2 separate regions of the Homo sapiens genome follow, and region 1 is linked to region 2. A link is a loop called in an ENCODE intact Hi-C map of the cell type or tissue named here. Cell type or tissue: PC-3. All regions are shown on one strand. Region 1 overlaps PDE4D (phosphodiesterase 4D). Region 2 overlaps PDE4D (phosphodiesterase 4D).

Evidence for each region. A loop is a pair of places that touch in the nucleus more often than their neighbours do. Peaks named below come from ENCODE experiments on the same cell type or tissue, not always from the same donor. Only the 100,000 strongest peaks of a DNase experiment are listed, where the experiment ranks them.
Region 1: a loop joins it to region 2, with 2.7 times the contacts of the local background. A loop is called at or near these places in 5 of 110 quality-filtered maps.

What each region holds. Positions count from the first base shown.
Region 1 is chr5:59,563,634-59,571,633 of GRCh38, reverse strand. All of the region lies in intron 1 of PDE4D (phosphodiesterase 4D), which reads left to right. It overlaps LOC107986347 (a long non-coding RNA gene), which reads left to right. Exons shown (of 2, transcript XR_001742409.2): 1 at 1-8,000. Among named protein-coding and RNA genes, the nearest start is that of MIR582, 140 kb to the left of the region's middle. In PC-3, no CTCF peak of the experiment used is centred here; no DNase peak of the experiment used is centred here.
Region 2 is chr5:59,514,098-59,522,097 of GRCh38, reverse strand. All of the region lies in intron 1 of PDE4D (phosphodiesterase 4D), which reads left to right. Among named protein-coding and RNA genes, the nearest start is that of MIR582, 190 kb to the left of the region's middle. In PC-3, no CTCF peak of the experiment used is centred here; DNase peaks (open chromatin) are centred at 3,667 and 3,967; H3K4me3 peaks cover 369 bases; H3K27ac peaks cover 3,087 bases.

The DNA.
Region 1 (8,000 bases), 50 kb before region 2:
TCAAGTATTTGACCTGGCCATGAGTAAAAGATGTTTGATTGACAGATGAGTCTATCTGTGTCAAACAGCTTTACCTTGAGAAAAATCACAACTTTGAAAGCAGTAACACTTCAAAAGAATATTGAAGATTGTGGCCACTTTCCCCCACCTCTCCCCAAAATCTATCTTCATTCAAGTTCATTATAAGCAGCTCCTTTGGGTAATTTGGGTTGCGTGCTTTCTCCACCCCTTCTGTATCCTTGGCTTCTTCAGAGCGTCAATCAAGACAAGCAAAAGATTCAAGAAAAAAAGGGAAATGACCTTTCAGTACCTGAGTCTTCACACCAATTCATCATTGCTAAGTGCTCCAAAACTGCTGAGTACAGTATTTAGGAAGTGTCCAGTACATCAGCCTGGCATATATTGTTCTTAACTTGAGGTTACTAATGCCTATTGCAAATGTGCTTTACGTCAGCCAAATGATGTGTTTAAAAACCTCTATGTCTAGCATGAAGAAGAATCTCTTTCATTCTCATGTTACCTTAAAAGATTTTCATACCAATATACATCAGGGAGGAGCAAATTTTTGTTTCATATGTTACACATGTTATGGTGCACATGAAGACTGGAAACGGTAGTTATTTGTTGGGCATGTGTATGAATTAGTATGTAAAATACACAGCATTTTTTTCTCTTCTAAGTTACTAAATATTAGATATTTAATGTATTTCTTTTGCTTTGCTAATTTATTCAAATGTAATCCTGACTAATCCATTATTTTGTTAACATGTCTACTTGATTAATGTGTTTTTCCCCTCTTCTAATTCTGATCCACAAATTTTATAGCTATTCATTGTATTACTTAATCTAAGTCCACTAAAGATTATCCTTATTCATGTTTCTCCATTAAAGACAACGATAATATCATTGAGTTAGCTTAGTTCGGATAGAAATTTGGCTAGCATTCATTATTTGATTTTCTTGGAGTTTTGCAATTTTTTTTTTTTTGCATATTTGTCAACATTGTATACTCCTGAAAGCATTGTGTTTAAAATACCTATTTCTTGATCAGTAGAATTGATATAGCTGACTTACACGGATCAATAACATGATTTTAAGAGCATTTCAAGGAAATCTCTCATCTGCATTGTCTTTTTTTCTAACACAGTTTGCACTATTTACAAGTGAAAATTTTATATTACTTTACATATTTTCCTGTAAAAATTAGAAAACTGTATTCTTTGGCACCCGAATGTGTCCTTGAATTATTAATTTGTTAATTTTGTATGACATCCTTATTTATTAGAGAAGCAATAATATTTCTCATGGGAATGCATGTATTAATACTTTCAGAGGTCCAGAAAGTATCAGGAGATTAAATACTGAGATTAAAGAGTACTCTCTTCCCACTATTATGTTCAGTTCTGATTTTCCAGCTGTGTAGCTAGAACAAAGAAAGAATGTGGGTTTTTTTTAAAGAATAAGACAAGGCTAGAAGGTATGCCCTTGTGAGGGCGCCACTGACTGTGTCATCACAGGAGGGCCCTGATACATGAATATTCGGTCTCCAGGAAGCCAAGTATGATATTCACAACCACATAATAATGTGCTAACCTCATTCACGGTAATCACAGATAATGTAGTATTTGTGTCTGCCATACAGTTTTGAAGGTAAAATATGGAACCTATTTTGGAAATTTCACATAACATCTTAAGCTGTATTAATAGAACCAGAATAACCCAAAATAAAGAGGTAATGAATGCACTTGACCCTGCATCATTCAGACCTCAGCTGGAATATTGTGCTTCCTTTTGGGCTGCAGACAAACAGAAGAGGACTCAGGAGAGTGACAAGAGAGGAAGCAAGCTCATGCCTTGTCACATATAAAGTGGTTGAAAGACTGCAATTGTTAGAGAAAATGATGCAGTAATTGAAGGATGGGTACTGGGAAGAGGCTAGTTCTTTGAGGCTGCTAATCTGAAATATAACAAGTGGATGCACCTGCAGTAAAAGAGATTAAGCCCCAGAATGAGTCTGGATGTTCTAATGGTCAGAACAGGCATTTCATATGACATGGCCTGCATTGGTCCAGGTGGCGAAGTAAGGATGGACAAACATGCGTTGTTTGCAATGATAAAAAATCATAAGTAGATGATAACATTGATTTGCTGAAATTTTTCTCTTTTTTGTTTGGTGTAAAACTTTATATGTCGTACTTTTTGCCTTGTGGTTTTTTTGTATCTTAGGACAAAGGTATTCTTAATCCCTTTCTTTGTCTTCTTGAAAGATGCAACCATGCAGAAAATGCATACCTCCTGTAAATTGTTTCCTGTCTTTTAGTAAACCTTTGTTTAAATGAGTCATATGTTTAGCAATTTTAACATTTTAACTTGGCTCTAATTAATGATAATATAGCGTGATTTATGGTCTTCTAAAGAAATGTAGACATAGAAAATGGAGATAGAGGTTAACATGTGAAGAAGAGTTTGTATTTTGGGTTAGAAAATTAAATATTGGCTTATGTCAGTAAGATTAGGCCTTACTATTTGATTGTACGAGTTTACTTTAAATTTCTAGGCTTTCAGGGCTTTGTAAAGATAAATTTTATTTTAAAACAGCTTTAGATTTGCAGAAAAATGGCAAAGATAGTGCAGGGAGTTTCCATATACCCCTCACCCACTGCCTTTTATTAAAGTCTTATATGAGTATGATACTTTTGTTACAATGAATGAACCAGTATTGGTACATTATTATTATTTAAAGTCCCTATTCATTCATATATCCTTAGTTTTACCTAAGGTTCTTTTTTTCTATTCCAGGGCCCCACTCAGGATACCACATTGCATTTAGTTCTCGTGTTTCATTTATCTTTGCTATAGAATTTTCTCAGATTTTCCTTGTTTTTCATTACCTTGGCAGTTTTGAGGAGTACTGATTAGGTATTTTGTAGAATGTCTCTCAGTTGGAATTTTCTGATTGATTTTTCATGATTAGACTGTAGTTAGTGTTTTGGGGAGAGAGACCACAGAGGGTAATGTGCCATTTTTCCATCACACTGTCAACATGACTAAAGATGTTAACCTTGATCACCTGATCGAGGTGGATTTGGTCAGGTTTTTCCACTATAAATGTATTATTTTTCCTTATTTTTATTATTTTCATACCTACCCTTTGGAAGGAAGTCATGATAAACAACCCACACTTAAGAGGGTGTTATACTCCATCTCCTTGAAGGCAGAGAATCTACATAAAATATTTGCAATTCTTCTCCACAGAAGATTTGCTTATTCTCCCTCATTTAATTATTCAGCATTTATGTATATCAGTATGGACTCATGGATATTTATTTTATGCTTAGGTTATAATCCACTACTGTCATACTAATCGTGCTGTGAAATTGTTCCAGCTTTGGCCATTGGGTACTATTTCTTGTGTCCCTTTGATACATCCCCACAATTGTGGTGGTTTTGTTTTCTGTTTTTTGTTTGTTTTGTTTTGATGCACTTTCATCCTTTCTAGCATTACACAATACTTGAGGCTTATCAACAATATAACTCCTTCCTCATCATAGATTCAGCCATTTCTCCAAGGAGCACACGTTCCTTTCATTGGAAAATGGTATTAAAAACCAAGATTTGAGCAATAGGTGTGTTCATTGTTTTTGGGTTGTCATTTCCTTTTGGCCTTCTTGGCTGACAGAGCAAGGACATATATTTGTGTATACCAACCTGTGTATGTACACATATCTAACAATCAGGAAGCATAAATAGATAGATGATAGATAGATAAGCATTAGTTCATACTGATATTTTCAAATCTAACTCATTACCACATGGGTCATTCTAGCTTCTTCCTCTTGCTTATCTATAATCTTCCACTCCAACAGTGAAAAACTACCATCCATCATTTGCTTACTTAATTGTTCAATTCCAGTGGTGCTGTTCCATTTATCCTTACTGAAGTTGAAATACATAAATATAAGCTGAATTTTTCTCAAACCCTTAGAAAAATTATTTTTCCCCCAAAATGTTTTTTACCCTGCAAACTCTTAAGATTTTAAAATGTATTTGTGTCCCAAATGTTTTTCTGTACATAAAAATTGATATAGTCAACTTTATATTGTTTGCAGTTAACTTGGGACATGGATAATGGAAATTCTCAGATAATTCCACAATTTAAGTTTATCTCTTGCTTTCATTATTTCTAATCAGCATACTCTCCATATGACAACTATATCTATGATAAGAAAATTGACTTCTTTACCTATAAATCTCTGTACTTTCTTGACAGACACCAAAGAACTACATGTTGACTGTATCTTGCTGGTAACTTAAGGAGAATAGTAACTTGTAGTTTCCACCTTTAGCAACTGGACATTGGCCATACTCTGATTTACCAAGAGAGTCCTTGTAATCACAAAGGAAAGCAGCGATTTGGCTTCAGATATTAAAGCAACTTTTTTTGACGTGGCTAGATGGTTAGGAACACACTGAAGAATAGATTTTCAGTAATGAGCCATACTTTCAATGAACGTCCCAAGGAAAACAATTTTAAGATCTTGCATAAAATAGTTCATATGCCTCAAATTTGCATTTAATTCTTACATTAGGTTGAAAGCTCATGTAGAAAACATGTAATGTAAAAATTGGAGAGCCCAAGAACACAGTCATTTCCCCTTGGGTGCTAACAAAAATATACTACCCAACAGTGCCTTTGTTTGCAGTCTAATATTTTAGAAGGAAAAAAAGACCCCACAAGCAAACATGTTTTTTTTTTCTTAGTCCAGAAAGAAGAAATACAGTGTGAACATAATACTTAGGGTAGACAAAATGGCCAAAATAGATTAAGTTGGCATCCTTTTTAGCTGCAGCTTCCTTAACCTTGTACCACACCCTGACATCATCTTCCTACATGGCCACACCTCATCCCCCCATAGCCAAACATTATTTGCATTCATCACTCATTCGTAGATGCCAAATCAGACATGGTTCTTGCCCCTATGGAGTTTATGATTAACTGGGGAAGACATGCATTAATCAAATTCTCTTTCTCTCTCTCTCTCATTCTCTCACACACACACACACACACACACACACACACACACACACACACACACACATGAAACTGTGACTGGATCAGATGCTACGGGAGAAAGACACACAGGGTTCAAAAATCTGTGAAGGGTTTTTTTATCTGTTCAGGGAAAATCAGGAATGTCTTCTCTGAGGATGAGTAGTTCAGGCTGTGATTTGCAGGATCAGTAAGAATTAACCAGGAAAAGAAGGCAAGAGAGAGAACCTTATGTGGTGAATGAACAAATGTTTAATATAAAGGCAGCAGAAGAGCCAGGGTGGAGGCAGGCACAGAGGTGGGAGATAAGGCTCTGGTGGCCATGCTAAAGATCCTTACTTCACCCTGACAGTGATGGATCATCACAACATTTCCAAGATCAAGAATGCACTTCCCATCTGTGTTTCCTCTAAAGTCAAAATATGGCCCATCTTTCAAAAGGAAAATTCAAATGTTACCCATTCAGTCTTCTAACACTTTCATTTCCTAATCTAATTAGAAAAGATCATTCTGGCTAAGAGGTGGTATAGTAGTTTAACCCACCCACTCATATGCATGTGTTTGTATTTATATATAAAATTTTATTTTCACATTTCTTTTTCCTAGTGGCATTAGCAAAAGCACTCCCAGTTTCATTGAGTCTCTTTTAAGTTTTGCTTCCCCTCTCCTCCTCTCTTCACTATGCTCTGCTGTCTTGGTGTCTCCCCACTACTCATGTACTCTCCCTCCATTTCTCAATTCTCATATGAGGGGAGGTGCCCCAGAGGGTGACGAAGGACAGTGTGGCAGAGGACAGGAGGAAGAAAACATAGGCACAGCTGCACTTCAGCATTCTGAAGCTGTAATCATCCTGAGCATCTGTCCAGGGACTTCCTTGCCCAGTTGCTTTGCCATCTGTACTTGAAGCCAAGGAGCATCAGGTGCTTTGCCTTTCCTCACCAGGCTTACGCCATAGCCTTTTCACCCCACTACCCACACCTCCCAGTGATGCTGCAACTATTTCTCCTCTGGGCTCCATGCAGTAACTTTCTGGGTTTTTTTGGTTGTTGTTTTAGAGCATTTTTGTAGACAGGGTTTTACTCAGTCATCCAGACTGGAGTACAGTGGTGCAGTTATGGCTCACTGTAGCCTTAACCTCCTGAGCTCAAGGCATCCTCCCACTTCAGCCTCTCAAGTAGGTGGGACTACAGGTGCAAACCAACATGCCTGGCTCATTTTTTATTTTTTTGTAAATATAGGGTTTTTCCATGTTGCCCAAGTTGGTTTTGATCTCCCGGGCTCAAGCGATCCTCCTGGTTCAGCCTCCCAAAATGTTGGGATTATAGGCATTATCCACTGTGCCTGGCCCAGTAACTTTCTAAATAGTGTACAGGCCTCCAGTCTCACCACCTGTCCCATTCTCCTTCTCTTTCCTTCTGCAGAGACCTAAGAGCCAAGCGGAGCCCATCTCCTTCCTACACATTCTTCCAGCCTCTTTAGGACCTGATTTCACAACCTCATGTGCCACACCCCAGCTGCACCCTCCTGGTGGAAAGTGTTTTGCAGCTTCTTAAAGATATCATTCTGCTTCATTCATCAACCTTTGTCCATGGTGTTCCTTCTGACTAGAATGTGTCCCCCAACCCCTTTGCCTGGTGAGACCCTCCTCTTCCTTTGAGACCCATCAGAAGGCTTGTCTCTTCTTGGAAGCTTCTCACCCCACTCCAGTGCTGCATCCCTAGTTTCTGTGCATCCCCTGCAACCTGTGCATCACTTTTTCAAACATCGCTCCTCAAGTAGCATTGTGCATGCTGTTTTCTTGCCTTTCTCACTCACACAAATGGGAGTTTCCTGGGGGCCCTTTGTCATCACCACCTGCCTGACTGGATACACTAACACTCAGCCTACCTGCCACCTACTTGGAACCTTACAGGTGTTTCTTTGATTAATTAATTAATTCATGTTTTCTCCTCTTCTGGTCAGTTCTTCCACTTTACCTGTGCTTGTTTGGATATGCAGAGCTCTAGCTGGCGAGAGTGTCCTTCTGGCTAGATTGTCTCACCAAAAAGAGAATGGGTTTTCCCCATCCGGGTGTCTCTTAATTTTTTCTTCCACTCGTGTTTGGACAAAATTATTTATTGACTGGAAGGACCACATGGCAACTCTTCATGGCTTTGAGGCCCCTTAATGAGTGTCCAAGGGAGATTCTCTCTCACTTCCAAGTTCATGGCAGACATTTACCTACCCAGTCAGCTTGAACTGAGCTCATAGAAGTTTTATTTCTGGCTTTTGCGGATCATTTTTTATGCTGTTCCTCTCACCTGAAGCTCCCTTTCTATCTCTCCCTAGTTGGATAATAGTACACATATTAAATGTGTACCTTGTACCAAGTATGCTGAGACCTGCTTATAACTAATTTTGCTTGATCTTCATGAATAGTGTTTTGAAATAGCATTTTTCTATCCCTGCAGATAGGAAAACTAGAAAACAAAGAATAAGTAACTTCCCCAAGCTCACATGACTTGTAAGTGGCAGAGCTGGGATTTGAACCCAAGCCCCTCTGAAGCTAAAGCCTGTAGAGTACATGCTCCCTTCCTCCACATCACACTGCCCCTGCTTGTTCACACTCAATGTGAGAATCCACTTCTCAAGTTTGTCTTGCTTATTCCAACCTGTTTTGCAATGAATCTCTTTCAACAGCTCTATAGTTCCTGGCACTCACTTGGCATCCATCATTTTCTATGTTGTCATGTTTGGTATCTTTTCATGTATGTAATGTGCATCTCTTCTTAGGAGTAAGACCAGAACTTTTCTGCTCTGCAGTTTTCTCCCTGTGAGGGATGGTGAAACTTGGTGGCTAAGAGCATGGTTTATACAGACAGACTTCTTAGGTTTATATTCTGGCTCTCCTCTGTACTTGCTGTATCAGCTAGGGCTGATGTCTTCACTTTTTTATGATTCCATTTCTACC
Region 2 (8,000 bases):
GTGTACTGTATTTTTTAAATTTGTGAACATGGGAAATTATACAATGTTCTATAATAATTTCAAACCTGAGTTTTTTTTAAATCTCAATGAAAGCTGTACCTTATCTGAAATGTAAATTAGTGTAAAAACCCTTTCATTCTCAATAATTGTCGGCTACTATCTTTTTATCTTCATGTTCATCAATAGTAAACATTCAACCTTCAACGGTTAACAAATATTAAGTGTTTACCATGTACCAGACACTTTTCTACATTCTGGGGTGACAGATCTAGAATTACAAGTGTATCAAATATTATAACAGACAGGTGGAAGGTGCTACAGGATCAAATAAGAAGAGGACATAAACTTAACTGTAGAGATGGGTTGGGGAGGGAGGAAGAAGTTAGTGTTAGAACAGGCAACTTTTAAAGAATTAACCAGGAAGTTATGCAATTTGGGGTAAAGTGGGGAAAGAGTGTCAGGAAATGAGGTTGAAACAGATAATATAAGATTTGCTATTTATTCAAAAATAGTTTAGAGGCCAGTAATTGGCTGGGAGAAGAATGGTGCACAGATGGGCAAGTGTTGACCTGCAAGGCCAATTAGAAAGCTGTGTCTATAAGTAAAGGCAAGAGATGAGGATGACCTGGATTAGGAAACAAAAAAATCCTCTCTTTTACCTGCAAAAATAGCTGTTGACTTTGTCTCCCTTCCATACAAGACTTGGGGTCTCCACGTTTCCAGCAAGAGACTGGGCAGTTATACATCTGTTTTTATTTTTACTCTGACCTGACTGCTTTATGCAAGATGGGCCAAGTCTCCCTTATACATCAGGAATGCACTGATGTAAAGACAAGATATCTGCTCCTCCAGCCACCTTTCTTCCAGGTCTATCTGCCTTAATTCCTCTTCCCCCATTCTCAGTGGTGCATCATTCTCTACTGCTGTCCTAGTCCTGCCTCAGTTTTCCATTAGTTTTATTTTGCAGCAGAGATTTTTTTTTTTTTTAGTGATCTCCTATTGTTCCTTAATCACCCTTGAAATATACCTAATTAACCCAAGTAAACCTTCATGATGCATGTCTCTTCATCCTAGGAGTATAAATGATCCTTGTATATCTATAGGAACGTTTCTATTCCAGTCTTTGAAATTGAGGAATTTCATATACATTATATATATATACACACATACAGACACACACACACAACGTGTATATATGTGTATATATGTGTATATATGTATATGTGTGTGTGTATGTGTGCATATACATATTCCATTAGTTATGAACAGCTCTTTTTTATCTCTTAAAAGCAGCAAAATAAAATATTGACATTATTCAGTGAATTGATAGTTGAAATGTAAGGATTTCAGAATGAAAGTTATGTAGTAAATCCTAGCCCTTTCCGAATCCTGATTTCCTAAATCTAACCTATATGGAATTTCTTTTTTTTTTAATAAAGGTTCCATGAAACTTGGCCTCTTTCCTATCATCTTAAATCGTTCTCCTCTTATACTTCTCTTAGTTCTACTTCTTTCACGTGAAATCCATTCTAATGTGAACCTCGGTTTCTCTGAGAGGTGCCTCACCACAATGCCCATGCCTTTCTGCACTTCCCACGTAGATCTTCTTGCCCCAAATACCTACTGTGAGCCTTCTTTCCTCTGTGCCTTTCATTATTCCACTCATCTGAAATTCAGTCGCACCAACTTTTTAAGCACCTTTATCAGGCACTGTGGTCAGTAAGGTTTACAGATGAATAAGGCATGATTGCCAGTCACTGACAACAAATTTGGGGCAGGGAGAACAGCCCCATCCCCATAAATGGTCTCATGTTTCTTTTGTTTGTTTGTTTGTTTTGATAGAATCTCACTCTGTTGCCCAGGCTGGAGTGCAGTGGTGTGATCTTGGCTCACCATAACCTCTGCCTCCCAGGTTCAAGCAATTCTCCTGCCTTAGCCTTCGAAGTAGCTGGGACTACAGGTGCTGGCCACCACACCCAGCTAATTTTTTTGTATTATGAGTAGAGATGAGGTTTACCATGTTGGCCAGGCTGGTCTCAAACTCCTGACCTCAAGTGATCCCCCCACCTCAGCCTCCAAAAAAGCTGGGATTACAGGTGTGAGGTACCGTGTCCTGCCCATAAACAGCCTCATTTATAAACCATAAATACATAAGTGCTGAGATAGAGATTTGTGTGTGTGTGTGTGTATTTGGGGGGTGGTGGATACACTTTGCCCAACAAATCCAATATTGTTTACTACTTCCTGTGCTTCCCACATGACTGTTCTCTCATCTTTCTCTTAAATTAATGGAAATACCCTCCTAACCAGTTTTCCGACTGGTGCTTTTGCCCATCCAGTCTAATCTCATAGCAGAGTTATTCTACAAAAACAGTAATTAGTTCACATCGTGTTGCTCTCTGCTCAAAGCCATCCAATGGCATGCCATCTAGAGTCAAAGTCAAATTCTTGCTATGTCTGTTAAACTTCTACATGATCTATGTCTACCGCCCCTTTCAAGTGACCTGGATCTGACATCTTCTCAAACCACTGTCCGCCTCACCCACTCACTTCTCCACTCTGACTTCACTGGTGTTCCCTGAATGTGCCAAGCATGTTCTGCATCACAGCCTTTGCACTACCTGTTCCCAGTGCTGGGAATTCTCTTCCTCTAAGTATCTGGATGGCTGGTTCCATCCTGCCCTTCAGATCATCGCTCATATGTTACTTTAGCAGTAATCCTTTCCTATTCATGCTTTTTCTTCCACCTTGACGTTCCCTGCTGTATTTTTATTCATAGCACCTATGACCTACTGTATCCTTTGTTATCTGTTTATTGACTGCTTTCATCCAACAAGAATGTAAGCTCTATAAGGGCAAGGGCTTTTTTCTGTTTTTTCACTGTTGTATCCTCTGTGCCTAGAATGGTACCTGTCACATAATAGGTGCTCAATGAATATTTGCTAAAGGATGGAAGGAAGAAGGGAAGAGGAGGAAGGAGGGAGAGAGAGAAAGAGGAAAGTTGAAAGAAGAAAGGAAGGGAAGAAAGATGGTAGGGAAGAAGGAAGGACAGCAGAAAGTCTCATGTTGGCTTTACTAAGTCTCTAACACTTATTAACACCTGCTTTGTCTTATAAACAGAGATAACACCGGCCTGTAGCCTAGTGCCTTTCGAAGGCAACATTATCTGGATAGAAACTAATAAGGTTGTTCTGTTTATGCTGCATTTATGGCAAGAGTTACTGACTTTCCATTTATAGTTGTGATATAAAGTTTCTTCTTTAAATGAAGACATTTTATTTCAGTTTTTAAAAAACTAGTCTATTACAGAATTTTTAAAATTAATAATAGTATATAGGGGATGCAGAAACAACAAAAATCATGATGTAGAAATGTGGATATGGCAGAATCATGAAGCTGGTAGTCGAATGCCTGAATTGGGGATAAGTGACCCCTTCAGCCATGAAACATTCCCTGACTATTGCCATCTTCCCCTCTTTCATTCCTGTTGTTTATTCGACTCCTGTACACTATCATGGGTTGAACTGAAACCATTTGGTATTGCTCACTGTTGTTTTGGGTGTTTTAGTTCTATCTTCCTAAATTGATATAAGATCCTTGATGTGAGTGCTCATGTCCTGCCCCCCTCCTCCTGGGCAGCCACCATAGTGCACAGCCCAGCACTGACAAAACAGAACATTAAGGATGTTTGCTTGTTGTATTCATCATGACTCAGCTACACAATAAGACATGAGGTTAAATAGTGTGCAGACAGTAAAAATACTCGAGCGTGCTTTATTTTTTTTTTTAGCAAAAGAAATACAATAGCAAACATCATTTTGCCTTGCAAACTGGCAAAATGAAATCACTATTTTTGCCACTGGTGTAAATTTTATACACACACACACACACACACACACACACAAACACACAAGTACATACATATATACTTATTCAATCTGGTAGGATAAATTAATCACTAGGACAAAACCATGAGTTAATAGGAGCCAAATTCCAGCACATCCAATTGGAATGCTTGAGAATTAAACCTGCTAAAAATACTGACTGGAATAGGAAGACATTCATAAAACGATTAGGCACATTTTAGTGGAAGTCAGCAACAACAAATAATTAATTGATTTAACTAATAAATTTAGATATTTAAATTGTCAAGGAATTCTTTGTTCTTCTGTTTTATAAATGGTATTAGCATTATCTTTTTTACTGGAAACTTTAAAGGTGTAAAATACTGTCAAGAGCAAAAGCAACTTAGATTGCCTGTAATGACCATTACATTGACACCATTTTTTGCAGTATGATTTGCTATTAAATGTGAATAACGTGAAGAACAATAACACTCCTAGATCACCTGCTATGAACCAGGCACTGCTCTAAATAGCTCAGGTATTTTAACTCATGTAACTGCTACAACCCTATGAAATATATCCTCCTTTCAGCTTCATTTTACTAGTGAGGAAACCAAAGCTCAATGAGGCTCTGTTAAGTTACCCCAGGTCACACAGCTAGTAAGTGTCTGAGCTGGGTGTTAGTGCACAGTGATCTAGCACCCAAGTCCATATACTTAAACACTACCTTTGAATGCTGCTCTGTACCCTATATAAGGAAGCTGTGGCCCAAATAGGCAAACCTGTGACAAACGAATCCTAGAGTCTAAAACAAAGGTTGAAAGGTGACTGTAAAAGTAGGCATTTGATCTTTAAAAACCAGGTGAATTTGACCTGCCATTCTTGACGGCATTAGTAAACATTACATTTCTTATAATTTACATTAAAAATCTAATACTTCGTTTACAAAAAAAGACTTTCAAAGAATATGCATGCATTTTATGCAAGGTTAAAGAAGTTTTCAGTGCTGGCTAGTGAAATGGGGGTTAGATGCCCTGTCTATACTACATGTTTAATCAATGTAATCTTAAAATGAGATGACCTTGTAGCCAAGCATTTTTTCTTTCCTTTATAAGCAATATTAACTATATTAAATCAAGAAAGCTAATAGTTTTTCGTATTTCTCAATAACCATTAAGTTCAAACATTGGAAGAGTTTAATATTTTACATGAAAAATCCACAGGCAATAATTTTAAGTGACTTAGAAAATATTTACCGTATTTTAACCTTAAATGACTGTGTATGTGTGTGTGTGTGCCTATGTGTGTGCCTATGTATGTGTATGTATGTTTATAATCTAGTAGTTCTCAAGGAGTATTGGAGAAAGAATATGTGATCACATGTAGTTTATAAAAGCTCTCGTGTTTTTTGAAAGACAAATTTTTTGTCAATCTAGTGGTAACATGATACTAATTTTTTAATTAATTTTAATTTCCCTGATAATACATTTAAGCCTTAAAAATATTGTTAGTGATTCATGTTTCTTTTTCTATAAAAATTATTTCTAAGCCTTCCTCAAATTTCTTCCAGACTCTTTTTTCTGATTGATTTTTAAGAATTTTAAAAATATTCTGCAATTTCTCTTGATCACAACAAGTGTTGGAAATATCTTCTCCCGAAGAAAAGAATGATTCTTAAAAAAATACTTTAGTAGCAGTTTTTTTCTATGAAAAAATTAGAAGTAGCTTTTTCTTGGCAGCGTTTTCTTCTAGAGCAATAGGGAGGAAAACAGAAAGCTGTAGACTGTTATCTTCGTCCATACATATGTTAGTGCTGGAACTCAACTCCAAAAACTTTGTTCCTTTGAAAATCATATCCCTCCAGAATTGGTGGAGTGGTGATGGTGTGGTGTTGAAGGCCTATTGCCAGGACTGAGAAGGAAAAGCTAAAGAAAGAGGGAAAAAAAATCCAGAGAAAGTGACTGCCTGGGGAGGAGGGATAGGCAAGAGACCAAACATCGATTCTAAAGGGAATCTTGCAAATGCTCTGGCAAGTCTATGTATGGGAACATCATTTGCCTAGAAGATGCTCCCCTTTACTCCCTTTTTCCCTATTGGGCTGGTTTAGAGGTCAATAAACTTAATTATTTTACATCTAGTAATGTCCCAGATGATATAAAATGTCATTGTTTTCATTCTATCATATAGTTCATGAATCACAGTTAAAATAATGTTTCCCTTCTAAAAATTTTTCAAGTTTTTTATTTCACCGTAAAGTTCTTTTACATATGGAATTGAATTCTGTGTGCAGTGTGAGAAGAAATCCACTTTTGTATGTTTCCCATATGGCTAACTAGTTATTTCCACACCATCGATTGACTGATCCATCATTTTTCCACTGACTGGTAGTGTTACCTTTGACACGCATCAGTACAGTTGGTCTGCTTTACCTTTCTAGCTATAATTGTGGCGTATCCCTCTATTAATTGCCTCCTTTAGTGTTATTCAGTGCATTTTATACATTTTGTTACGAAGATCTTATACATTTTTTATTCACATCCACTGTAGACTTCTGTTGCTATTACAAAATGGCAACAATTTTCAGTTATATTTTCCAAATGCTTGCTGCAGCTATATCCAAATCTAATAATTTTTATATCGAACAAATATTTAGAAACTTTTCAAACTTTGATGTACTTTTAATGATGTTTCTTCTGATTCTTTTAGGTATTCTTTGTAGACAATCGTATCATCTGTGAATAACAAAAATTTGTTTCTTCCATTCCAATTTTTATACTCTATATTTTATACCACTTTTTAAAATGATTTATTGACTGGCTGCACGGATGCTTCTCTGACTTTAAAATATGAATCCCTGAGGGATCCTTTTAAAAGGAAGATCTTGGTTCAGTGGTAGGTCAGGCACTGAGAACCTGCATTTCTAACAAGCTCCCAGGTGACAGTGAGGACACTTGTCCAAAAAAAGCAATGCTTTCAAAAGACTGTTAAATAGAAATGGAGAGAACAAGCATTCTTTACTTGTGTCTACAATTAAAGAGCATGCTTCCACATTTCACCATCAAGATTAGATATCTTTGATTAGTTTTGGTAACTTCCTCCTATTCCAAATTTGCCATACATTTTTATCGTGAATGGTTGTTTAGTTGAATAATTTTCTGTGGTTTTTCCCCTTTAATCTCTTAACATTGTGAATTATTAGAACATCTCATGTTTAAAGCCTTTCATGCCATATGCACACAAATATACATACACATATAGGTACATAGAAAAATATGTATTTATTGCTGCTTTATTTGCTAACATTTGGTTTAGACTTTTTAACCTGTCTTTATGATTCAGATTGGCTTCATGTAATCCTTGAGGATTCTTAATGTTTTTAAGTTTCATTATAGAATGAATTAGGTGTATACCCTCTTATTCTAAGCTCTTTACATGGAACTCACTTTTATACTAGTTTTTGAGACACACTCTGTTATAATCAGCATCTTACTGATGAAGAAACAGAGGTACATGGAGGTTAAATAACTAGCCCAAAGTCACATAGCTAGTAAGTGATAAAATTCGTTGGTTTTTGTCTGTTGAACAATGAAGAGAATGGTTTCCTAAAATTTGTTTTGTTTAGTCACTGATTCACTAGTTCAATCTTAAATGTAATTCAGTAGTTCAGTCCTAGAAACAGTTTTCAAAGCCACTAAAAACAGATTTAGATCCTAGTGAGGTAAAAATAAATAAATAAATAAAATGATTTTGAGGCCACTGAGAAAAGTGGGGCCCCTAGTAATTTGTAACAGCCTCCCACTCCCTATCAAGAGGAGGTGGTAGACCGAGATTCTAAATTGAAAAATGAAGGCCGGGTGCGGTGGCTCACGCCTGTAATCCCAGTGCTTTGGGAGGCCGAGGCGGGTGGATCACAAAATCAGGAGATCGAGACCATCCTGGCTAACACGGTGAAACCCTGTCTCTACTAAAAATACGAAAAATTAGCTGGGCGTGGTGGCGGGCGCCTGTAGTCCCAGCTACTCGGGAGGCTGAGGCAGGAGAATGGTGTGAACCCGGGAGGCGGAGCATGCAGTGAGCCGAGATCGCACCACTGCACTCCAGCCTGAGCGACAGAGCAAGACTCTGTCTCAAAAAAAAAAAAAAAGAAAAATGTAA